Linked DNA regions of Homo sapiens: all the other regions are linked to region 1. The links are chromatin contacts, found by Hi-C or POLR2A ChIA-PET in ENCODE. All regions are on one chromosome and are shown on one strand. The core of a region is the stretch at or near the end of the contact, and the rest is flanking DNA. Distances in the headings are between cores, read along the strand shown. Region 1 holds the start of FGF9 (fibroblast growth factor 9). Region 2 holds the start of MIPEP (mitochondrial intermediate peptidase). Region 3 overlaps SPATA13 (spermatogenesis associated 13).

Evidence for each region. A loop is a pair of places that touch in the nucleus more often than their neighbours do. ChIA-PET counts read pairs that join two places held with the same protein, here RNA polymerase II (POLR2A). Pooled maps may share reads with other maps.
Region 2: a loop to region 1 is called in a map of CD8-positive, alpha-beta T cell, with 13 times the contacts of the local background. The contact joins the promoter of MIPEP here to the promoter of FGF9 in region 1. A Hi-C loop is called at or near these places in 3 of 168 maps with a recorded cell type or tissue (CD8-positive, alpha-beta T cell, OCI-LY7 and naive thymus-derived CD4-positive, alpha-beta T cell) and 10 of 50 pooled maps. POLR2A ChIA-PET finds 5 or more read pairs at or near these places in 2 of 52 experiments (OCI-LY7 and naive thymus-derived CD4-positive, alpha-beta T cell).
Region 3: a loop to region 1 is called in a map of CD4-positive, alpha-beta memory T cell, with 13 times the contacts of the local background. The contact joins the enhancer-like site here to the promoter of FGF9 in region 1. A Hi-C loop is called at or near these places in 2 of 168 maps with a recorded cell type or tissue (CD4-positive, alpha-beta memory T cell and naive thymus-derived CD4-positive, alpha-beta T cell), 1 of 37 single-sample maps with no recorded cell type and 9 of 50 pooled maps.

Annotation. Positions count from the first base shown.
Region 1 is chr13:21,669,297-21,672,735 of GRCh38, forward strand. It overlaps FGF9 (fibroblast growth factor 9), which reads left to right and starts at 1,777. Exons shown (of 3, transcript NM_002010.3): 1 at 1,777-2,893. The coding sequence starts at 2,617. RefSeq lists silencers at 595-854, 1,635-1,684, 1,705-1,764.
Region 2 is chr13:23,887,355-23,890,677 of GRCh38, forward strand. It overlaps MIPEP (mitochondrial intermediate peptidase), which reads right to left and starts at 2,046. Exons shown (of 19, transcript NM_005932.4): 1 at 1,778-2,046. The coding sequence starts at 1,966. It overlaps PCOTH (prostate and testis expressed opposite C1QTNF9B and MIPEP), which reads left to right and starts at 1,514. Exons shown (of 4, transcript NR_172510.1): 1 at 1,514-1,657; 2 at 2,646-2,688. RefSeq lists enhancers at 1,826-2,326, 2,386-2,445.
Region 3 is chr13:24,272,937-24,276,479 of GRCh38, forward strand. All of the region lies in intron 4 of SPATA13 (spermatogenesis associated 13), which reads left to right. Among named protein-coding and RNA genes, the nearest start is that of SPATA13-AS1, 20 kb to the left of the region's middle. RefSeq lists enhancers at 1,685-1,974, 2,275-2,334. Within about 2 kb of position 1,740, at least 18 of the 41 ENCODE cell types and tissues checked have a DNase peak (open chromatin) inside an H3K27ac peak, as active enhancers do.

The DNA of each region.
Region 1 (3,439 bases), core at 527-3,026:
GTGACTGCTGTAAATACCACGGGGCAGGGCTCTCATGCTTCAGAAACACGTAAGCAAGACGCACCGAGCCAGCCCCGGACACCCAATGACCCTGGACTGCGGCAAAGGGGGGGTGGGAAAGGAAGAGGGGAGGACCACTCGCTCTTCTCTCCTTCCTCCTCGCCCGGGCCGGAGCACGCCTTCCTCCCCGGAGGGCAGGGGAAGGTCGCTCCAGGTCGCTGGCACCTCCAGCGCCCCCGAAATCTGCAAATTCATCGCTCCCTTTCGTCTTCAGGCGAAGCCCTCCCGTCCGGAGTAGGGCCAGCCCCAGTTATGCATCTCCAGCCTTTAGCTGACTACTAAGGCGGATCCGACTTCTCCCCCATAACCAGGTTTTGATTCGCTTCCCCACCGCAGGGGTTCAGTCTCTGCTTTCGACTTTGCTTCTCAGTTGCACGCCCCGCAGTGTGGAGCTGCGCTCAAGTCTCGGCAACTTTCACCATCTTGACCCGAGAGTCGGGCCGTTTCTAAGACAATGTGAACAAAGAGGAGCAGGGGGAGGGAAGGGGGGCCCCGCGGGAGGGCTGTGGGCGAGTGTGTGTGTGTGTGTGTGTGTGTGTGTGTGTGTGTGTGTGTTGGGGGGCGCCGCGCTCCGCGCCCGCCGCCACTGGGGATCCGGGCGCAGGCAGGCTGTCCCGGGCGCAGAGCGCGCCGCCTCCAGTCTCTCTGGCGGGCCCGGCCCGGCAGGGCCCCTGGCGGCCCCCGGAGGCGGGTTTCTTTGTCCCTGACTCCCGCTGGGCGCGAAGGCCGCCGGCGGCTAACAGAAACCCGAGCCCGCGCAACGGAGCTCAGGCTTCCACGTGCGGCCCCGCAGGGCAGAGCAGGAAGGAGCGGCTGCAGCCCCGGGGCGCCCCGCAAGCATCCAGTGCCCGGCCCTCCCAGCTCCGCGGCGGGCTTCGGACGGTGGAGTGAGACACCAGAACTCGCCTTTCGCTTCCCCGAGCCGATGCACGGCTTGGGATGGCGCCGCTCGTCCTAAGCAGCGTGGTTTGAGGGCGAGAAGACGCCTACTGGAGCGCTCCCCTCCACCCAGACTCCCGAAGACGCGCGCCCGAGTCGAAGTCGGGGACAGAGAAGGTTCTCTGGCGCCCCCCTGCCGACTGCTTTGCGGCCGCCGGGACCCGAGCAGCGGGGCGGGACCTAAACATAGCCCCAACCCAAAGATGCCCAGCAGAACGCTCCAAACAAAACAGAAACGGTGGCCGCATCTGCGTGTGTGTGTGTGTGTGTGTGTGTGACGGGGGAGAGGAGTTGATCTTACCTGAAACATAGTTTGCGCTTCTGTGTGTGTGGCCGAAGAATGGAAGAGAAACTGCCATGGCCATCCGAGTCCATTAAATCAACTCCCCTTCCCTCCGACTCTCTCAACTCAGTCATATTCTATAATACAACGCAAGGTTACAGAGCCCCAGTGAAAACTAGTTTCCCAGTTTCACTCTGACCCTCCATCAATGTAGCCAGCCAGCTAGATTGTAGGTTACCGGCTTCTATTCTGCAGGAGAACTTTGAGTCTCGGGAGACTCAGGGTTTCTTCCTCCCGCCTCTCGCAGTGCATCTTTCATTTGCTTTTCTTTGTAAAGCCAGGGCTCCTCGACTGCCTCCCAGGAAGTCCTGCGCTCTGGCGCGCCGCACCTCGCCTGCCGCAGAGCGGCGCGGGCAGTAAGCCGGGCGCTAGGACCGCGGGGAGCCCGGGCTGCGGCGGCGCTACCTTAAACCCAGCCCAATGCCGCTGCCTGCGCCACTCTGCGCGCCGGCGGGGGCTGCGCAGGAGGAGCGCTCCGCCCGGCTACAACGCTCCGCGAGCCGGCGCGGCAACACCTGTTCGCGGCAGCCTGGGCGGCACGCGAGCTCCCGGACGCGGCTCTCCTCGCTCGCCGCTCGCCACCCGTTCTAAGCCAATGGACATCTGCCGAGCCTCTGGAGAATCCTGGATACTAGCTTTGGACGCCTAAAGTTTCTTCTTCTTTTTGTTTTATTATTATTATCATTTTTTGGAGGGGGGACCGGGAGGGGAGATTTGTCGCCGCCACCAACGTGAGATTTTTTTTTCCCCTTGAAGGATTCATGCTGATGTCTGCAGAGTCGGTTAGAGAGTAAAAACAGCGCATGCCTTCCTGGAGTCAGGATCCGTAAATTCTGACGTAGCCCGTGCATCTTAAAAATCCCTATAATAACGCCTAGGCATTTAAGTTGCTATGGTCATTCTGATCTCAAACCAAATGGAGAAACTACGGATTTTTTTTCCTTATTACGGTCGGATGGGATGAAGACCTTCCTGCCTGCTAAGAGCTGGGGATCTATCTATAGAGATACATAGATATGTTTATCAATATGTCAGTGTGTGAGTATAAAGTGGTGGTTTCTTAGACTATCAGTGGTTTGACCTTGAACCTGTGCCAGTGAAACAGCAGATTACTTTTATTTATGCATTTAATGGATTGAAGAAAAGAACCTTTTTTTTCTCTCTCTCTCTGCAACTGCAGTAAGGGAGGGGAGTTGGATATACCTCGCCTAATATCTCCTGGGTTGACACCATCATTATTGTTTATTCTTGTGCTCCAAAAGCCGAGTCCTCTGATGGCTCCCTTAGGTGAAGTTGGGAACTATTTCGGTGTGCAGGATGCGGTACCGTTTGGGAATGTGCCCGTGTTGCCGGTGGACAGCCCGGTTTTGTTAAGTGACCACCTGGGTCAGTCCGAAGCAGGGGGGCTCCCCAGGGGACCCGCAGTCACGGACTTGGATCATTTAAAGGGGATTCTCAGGCGGAGGCAGCTATACTGCAGGACTGGATTTCACTTAGAAATCTTCCCCAATGGTACTATCCAGGGAACCAGGAAAGACCACAGCCGATTTGGTAGGTATACCATTAACCCTTTAGTGTCCATGAGATGACATGTTGAAATTATAACTACCAAGAAGGTGGTGGCCGGGTGGGGGACGTGGGAAGGGTTCTCCCCTCCTCCCCTCTTTCTCTGTATCTCTGTCTCTCTCTCTCTCTGTCTTGCCAGCTCCGAAAAAAAAATGCCTCCGGAATTGCAGATCTGCTGCTGGCACTGATGCAAGTATACACTGAAAGGCCCCCTACTTTTAATTTAAAGGGGGGCATAATTTATAAATATAATACAAGTTTCCAGTTCTTTTGCATCAGATACACGGGTTTAGGAAGTTTCTTTTGAATGGACTGATTGCACGAGTTTAAAGCTTTAATCATTAACTACTAAGAACTTAATGCAGTTTCTTGAAGGCAGTGGGTATCTTGTGCCCAAATTAAGGTTTTTTTCCTTTCCCCCTTTCCTCTAGTAAGTATACTACTTGAATTGTATATTAAGTGCATTGTTTATTCTCCCCTGTGAGGGTCTGAAAGCCCCATAGGCGAAGGTTGCTGACGGATTGTCCTGTT
Region 2 (3,323 bases), core at 796-3,295, 2.2 Mb after region 1:
ACATAGGTTCTCATTTAAATCACACAATCCTACAGAACAGAGTATCATTCTTTTACAGATCAGGCCACATGCTTTAAGACGTTAGAAAAAACTTGTTTGAGGTCACAAATTAATATTGGGAAAGACAGAACTCGAACCCGCTCTGTACATCTGTAAAGCCCACACTTTTCCATACTTCTCTATTACAATTTATCTGTTTGAAAGTCTTCTCTCCTGAAAAGGTGAGCTTCCAGACCCAAGAGCCCTGCCCTTCATTTCTTTAACCAGCTATCCAATAGAATGTCTAACACATGGGGGAACTCAATGAAAGAAACAAGTGACCGGAGCAGATGCTAGGCTTTGTTAATTCACTTTGTAGGTGCTTAACGCATAGATTTTCAGAAATACGAACAGGTAAACCTTCAGGCCTGACAAGCCCTACTGTTTCTACAAGAAGGGATGGATGAAGTTAAGCTAGTAATCTCTCTTCAAAATATATTACAAGATAAAAAATAAAATAAAAGAAAGTCAGTGGGAGACAAAGGAAAATCAGGACCAAAAACAAATGTCATCTTTATACTGATTTAATTTGATTCAAGCACAGACTACTTCCACTTCCCAGTACAACCTGCCCATATTGCTCTCGGGAATTCTAACTATCGGATTACCAGTGACCATAATGCTAAAAAACTGAATAAGGCTTTTTTTTTTTCAAGGCAAAAATCAATTCTAAAATTTGAAAATCTGCTATCAGTGCCGAATATCATGATACAAAAAGGGAAAAATAAAAGCTAAAATTAGTTATATCTCATCCACCCAAAATCAGGCTTCCCCTCACGTCTTTCTGCTCAGCGCCTACAAGTAGGTCTCTTCACACCAACTATGTTAATACCAACACTACATACCCTTAAGGAAGGTGGTGTAGCAAATTTCACACAAAATAATTTTTAAATAGACAAAACTGATAATGGAGATAAAACAAGAATCACACACTTTAGCTCAGTGCAACAATACCCTAGACTTGTCTTTATAAGGCAATACAGTATAACGAAATTTTAAAAGGCAAAAATAAAAGTAATCCTTAACCTAAAACGGACAAAATGTACAAACTCCAAGTAGAACAGGCATCAGGTAAGTCCTTTCCAACCTTGCCTTCCTCTCACCTTTCACTAGACAACGCAGGCTAGTGACTTCCTGGGGTAAGAAATCAAAGTGACCAATTCCATGGCACTATGGGAAGTGAGACTCGTCTCAACAGAGTTTTGTGTTTTAAAACAAGAAAGCCCAAAGCTTTGAAATAAATTAATTAATAGATGATGGAATTTCAGGTATTAATGAAATTACCATTACTCGACTGCAGGCAGCCGTGTCCTTGCAAAAAGACCATGTGATGCCGCCTGTGAACGCACAGGGATAGGCCTCTTAAGGCAGGACTGTAGCGCTGGAGCTAAAGGGCTTTAGCAGGGGTGCGCCTGAGTGTATGCAGAGGGCGGGTCCTGGCAGGACGAATTCACCGCCACTGCCAGAACGAACTATTCAGATTCACGTGGAGCAAGGGGCTCATGCAGAAGCAGTTCCCGGACCCGACACTCTGGGTAGGAGACCACTAAACCCGGCCCCTCAAAGCAGAGGTGACCTTGCCCTCATCGAGAGCGCACACAAGACGCCACTGTAAAAGGTGGGTTCGCTGCTCGCCTCCTCCCAGGCCCAAACAATCTCGCCCTGATTGTTGCTGGCCGCGCGGAGCAGGGGTCGGCTTAGCTCGGGGACTGAGGGGAGCTCCTCCTGCGCCGCTCACCCGGCGCTCGCCGAACAGGTCCAAGCGGCTGCCCTGGGGCTTGACATTGAAGGCGGCGCCCACGGGAGACCAGCTGGTGCTGACCCTTCGGGCCCGGATCCCGGCTTCGAGGCTTCCCCGGCCCGCCCGGCGGGGCGGCAGAGCTGCTGCTCTGGCTCCCAAGCCGCCCAGCCTTCCGACGCACAGCATTCTAGCACCAGAGCAGTCCCTTCCTCCAACGCAGATCCCTGCCCTGCTGCTTTCGCTGGGAGCGCGCGCTCCGCGTTTCCAAGGCAGCAGCCCACGCCGCCCCACGTGACGGCCCCGCTTCCGGGTCTGGGCGCGGCCTCAGGACGTGGGCACGTTGTCGTCCAGAGAGCAAGAGCGTCGCTCCCCCTCGCCTTCTCGGCCGCCCTCCCGGTTTACCGCCCCCTGTGTCCAGAGTAAGAAAAGGCTAGGGTTGCGCTTCCCTCCCAAGTTGACTAGGGGTGGGCGCGAGTAAAATCATGACATATTCGAATTCCAGTGGACATTAGATATTCTTTGAGAGACGGCAGGTACTTGAGTAAACAAGAAATGCCCACCATAGGCCTGAAGGAGAAGTTTCCCTTTTAACCTACTCTCTTGGTAAATTTATCCTGCACTTCTCTGTTTGGTGTCTCTGTCCGGTAACTTTTTACTCTTGCATAGCTCAGTTAAAAATTTTAGATGGGAAATAGTGAAAGAAGTCTAATGGGATTTTCCCTCCAGGGTTTCAGAATTGCCTGGGACCCGTGAACCCTTTTTTCCTTCCCCTTTCTCTCTTTTGGAATGGATTGTCTACCCTATGCCTGTCTCCCCCTCCAACCCCCGGTCTTTTAGAAGTGGATTAACTCGTCTCGCTTCACAGGATCACAGATGGAGAGACATTTTGCCACACGATGAATCACACAGTAAGTCTCCTCTGTAGCTTATTTAAATGATGTAGATGGTGAGAGGAGTTGATGCGGAAAGTGTTAAGACTTTTGGTAATGTTGACATGGTGCGAAAATGTATTTTGCACATGAGAAGGAAATCAATTTTGGGAACCAGAGGGCAGATTGGGTTGAACTGTGTCTCCCAAAATAGATGCTGAAGTCCTAACCCTCGGTGCCTGTACATGTGACCTTATTTGAAAATATGGAGTTTGCAATTATGATTAAGATGGGTCATACTAGATTAGGGAAGCTGTTCTTGTAAGAAGAGGAAAATTTGGCTGATACAGGAGGAGGACAGCCACCTGAAGATGGAGGCGGGGACTGGAGTGATGCTGCCACCAGCTGCCAGAAGCTGGAAGCAGCAAGGCTGCATCCTCCTGTATCCCCTTTGGAGGGAGGATGGCCCTGCTGCTACGGTGATCTCAAACTTCCAGCCTACAGAACTGTGAGAAAGTCCGTTTCTGTTGTTTAAAGACTCCCAGTTTGTGTACTTTATTAGGGCGATCCTAGAAAACAAGTAGAGATTCATGTCTGGCAAATAATGATCAAACAATGATTTGTTGGATAGAATGGTGATTAAAACCTAGGTTAGAAAATGAGCAAAATGGGAG
Region 3 (3,543 bases), core at 490-2,989, 2.6 Mb after region 1:
GCAGCCGTCAGAAACTGGGAGGGCTGACGAGACACCAGCCCAGAGAGCTGTCAGGGAGCGGCAGAGCAGAGGAGAGGGCCCAGGATGGATCGGCAGGTGTCAGCCAGGATGGACGGGAGGAGCCGTGCTCAGAGCCAGCAGCCCCAGGACGAGCAGCTCCTGGCTAGGAACAGAAGACAGGCACTGTGGGACAAGTCAAAGGTAAAACCTAAGAGCTCACCGCAAGATACAAAGAAGCCCAGAGCCAACGACGCCCCAGCTCTGAACTGGAGACGGGACAGAGGCTGAGTTTTGAGAGCAGGAGGGAGTGGAGCTGCTGGCTTGGTTGTGGGGTCTGGAGCCAATGGGGTGTTGGCTGCCCAGGGTGCAGGGCCCTAAGTTGAATACTGATGTGAAGCTATACATTAAGAGAATGATTCTTCAAAGCTCCTTAGACATTAATAACAGATTATTAGTGAGAGTTAATATGTCAGTTTCTAGGATTCCTTTTGATCTTATTGTTGTCCACATGTTTAAAAGATTGAAAAATACTATTTGTGAAGAATGGCTTGAAAGTCTAGATTAGATATACTAGTGACTTTTCCAACACTAACAGTTTACATTCTGGAACATGAAACATATTTCATACTTTAATTCAGTCACCCAACACTGACTATTAAGCATGTTCCTTGTCCTTGAGAAAGTCATAGCTAGGATAAGAGTAGGGACAGGATATAAAGGGACAGATATAAACTTAATAATAACTATAATGTAAATGCGATACATATTTTAAAAGAGGTTAGTCTAACATGTTTATAGAACATCAAAGGCAGATATTGTTATGGCAGAGGATCAGGGAACTGAAAAATAAGTCATGGAACCGTCACCAAGCAATGATGGTTACAACTTTTGTTTGTTGTTTGGTTGGTTTTTGTTTCCTTAAGTTTATTTTTAAATAGAGATGGGATCTTGCTATGTTGCCCAGGCTGGTCTTGAACTCCTGGCCTCAAGCAATCCTCCTGCCTCAGCCTCCTAAAGTGCTGAGATTACAGGCATGAGCCACTGCGCCCGGCCAATGGTTAAACTTTTGAGGGATGAGCCAGAATTTGATGGGCTGTTTTGGGTGGGAAAGTTGCTCCAGGCGGAGAGGTCAGCGTGGACGGATGGAAGGATTTTGTCCTATTCGTTGGAATAAGGAACATTCAGTGGTACACATTGGCTAACGCAGAGGTTTCCAGCCAATGCAATCAGAATCCATTGCCTGCAACTTGTGGCTTGCTGCATGGACAGGCAACAAAAGGCATATGTCCTAGAACAACCTGAGCATGTGGTGTGGTTTAAGTAAGCTTAACCTGAAGGTCCAGTGGTTCCCAAATTTTTCCAGGTGTCAGAATCATTTGAGGAGCTTTTCAAAATAAATTCTCAGCCAACATCCTTCCCCACTACCACCACCCAACCTGACTCAGTGGCCCAGGGCAGGGGAGGATCTTTATTTTTCTAAACATTTTCCATGTGATTAGATGCCACAGGCCCTGGGTGTTTGGGAACCACTGAAGGGGGATGGACCCTGGAAATTGTGCATCATGTTTTGACGTTGTCAGTTCCTGTGACCCAGCTCTTTCCCTCTGTGTGCATCTCCGTGGCCTGAGCTCTTGGGGTTCACCCATAGTTTCAGCCCACAGAGCAGCAGCCCGTGACAGCTGCTCCCAGCTGTGAACACGAGCTGCCCGCCTGGGCTTGCCATTTCTGTTTTTAAGATGGGAAGTCAGAATGGCTTATCTCAACTCTGAGGAAGTCTGAGCCATCAGCAAGAGGTTTTCTCAAATACATGATTTTAGCAGATTATTTTAAGGGTGGGGGAATTTCCCTGAAGTCAAGGGAGGGGAAATTCCCCACCAAGGAGTGATGCTGGGTGGGAGATGCTGGTCGGGAACCAGCTGCTCATTAGCTAGGCAGTGTTGGAGAGTGCCTCATGAAAATAGCTAAATCTATGTCTCCTTGTTGTCAAGTGCCTGATGTTTAAGGGCTGTGTTAGATCTCACCTCCCTTTCATTTAACAGAACACCTCAACCTCCACCCTGTTATCACACCCTCACCAGGACTACCCTCCCCCACTTATCAGTCAGGGGCTTTTTTTTTCCTGATGTCTTCTCTAACTGTATTTGTAACAATCCTTCCAATTTAAAAAAATGACACCTCCTCTATGGCTACCACATTGTTCTCTGTAGTAGTTCCTAAAGCTAAAAGTGGCCAGGGCTGAAAATGGGGACTGGGGCATTCTACTCACTGACAGCTGCAGCCAGGAGGAAAGCAGAGAGGGGGAGGAAAATGAGACATTTGTGTAAGGGATGGACTGGGGAAGGACCAATGCAGCCCCAGGAATCAGGGGCCCCCAGAGGGCAGTGTTTCTAGGAGTGATGGTTAACCATGGTTATTGAACAAGAGCATTATAAATTCACTTTATTACATTTTTGGAATTGATAGTACTCTGTGGAACAGATGTGTTCTCTTGGAATTGTCCCCAGTCAGAGAGGCGCTGATGGTCAGCACGCAGTTTTGATGACCAAGGGTGTGCTCCTTCTACCTGACTGAAGCTGCGGGAAGTGTTGTAGAAAGAGCCTGCTCTGTCTGCTCTCATATTGATTGTATGTAGGCATTTGGGGTTTTAAAACTGATTTCAATTTGGAGCAGTCTTTGCTTCTTGTTTACAAGATCGTTTCCAAAAATGGCTTTTTGGGCAAGGTGCAGTGGCTCACGCCTGTAATCCCAGCACTTTGGGAAGCCAAGGCAGGTGGATCACCTGAGGTCAGGAGTTTGAGACCAGCCTGGCCAACATGGCGAAACCCCATCTCTACTAAAAATACAAAAATTAGCTGGATGTGATGGCACGCACCTGTAATCTCAGCTACTCGGTAGTCTTAGGCAGGAGAATCTCTGGAACCCTGGAGGCAAAGGCTGCAGTGAGCTGAGATCGCGCCACAGCACTCCAGCCTGGGCGACAGAGCAAGACCTTGTCCCTCACCCCTCCCCCAAAAAATGTTTTTTCCACACCAATTTTTTCAACAAAAGAAACTACGGTTGGTGAGAATGTGGAGAAATTGGAACTGTTGCGCACTGTTGGTGGGAATGTGAAATGATGCAGCCATGTGGAAAACAGTATGGAGAGTCCTCCAAAAATTAAAACTAGAACTACCATTTGATCAAGTATGCTAAAGAGTTGTAAGCAGGGTCTCAAAAAGATAGTAGCACATTACTCACAATAGCCAAGTAGTAAAAGGAGCCCAAATGTTCACCCACAAACAGGTAAACAGAATGTGGTGTGTATACTCACAATGGAATATTTTTGGTTTTTTCCTTTTTTAAAAATCAATGGAAGTGCTAACCAAACAATGGAATATTATATAGTGTTTAAAAAGAAGGAAGTTCTAACACTTGGTACACATGAATGGATGTCAAGGACATTATGCTTAGTGAAATGAACCAGCCATAAAAGGACATATACTGTATGATCCCATTCATATGAAGTATCTAAAGTAGTCAACATCATAGAAACAGAAAGTGGAA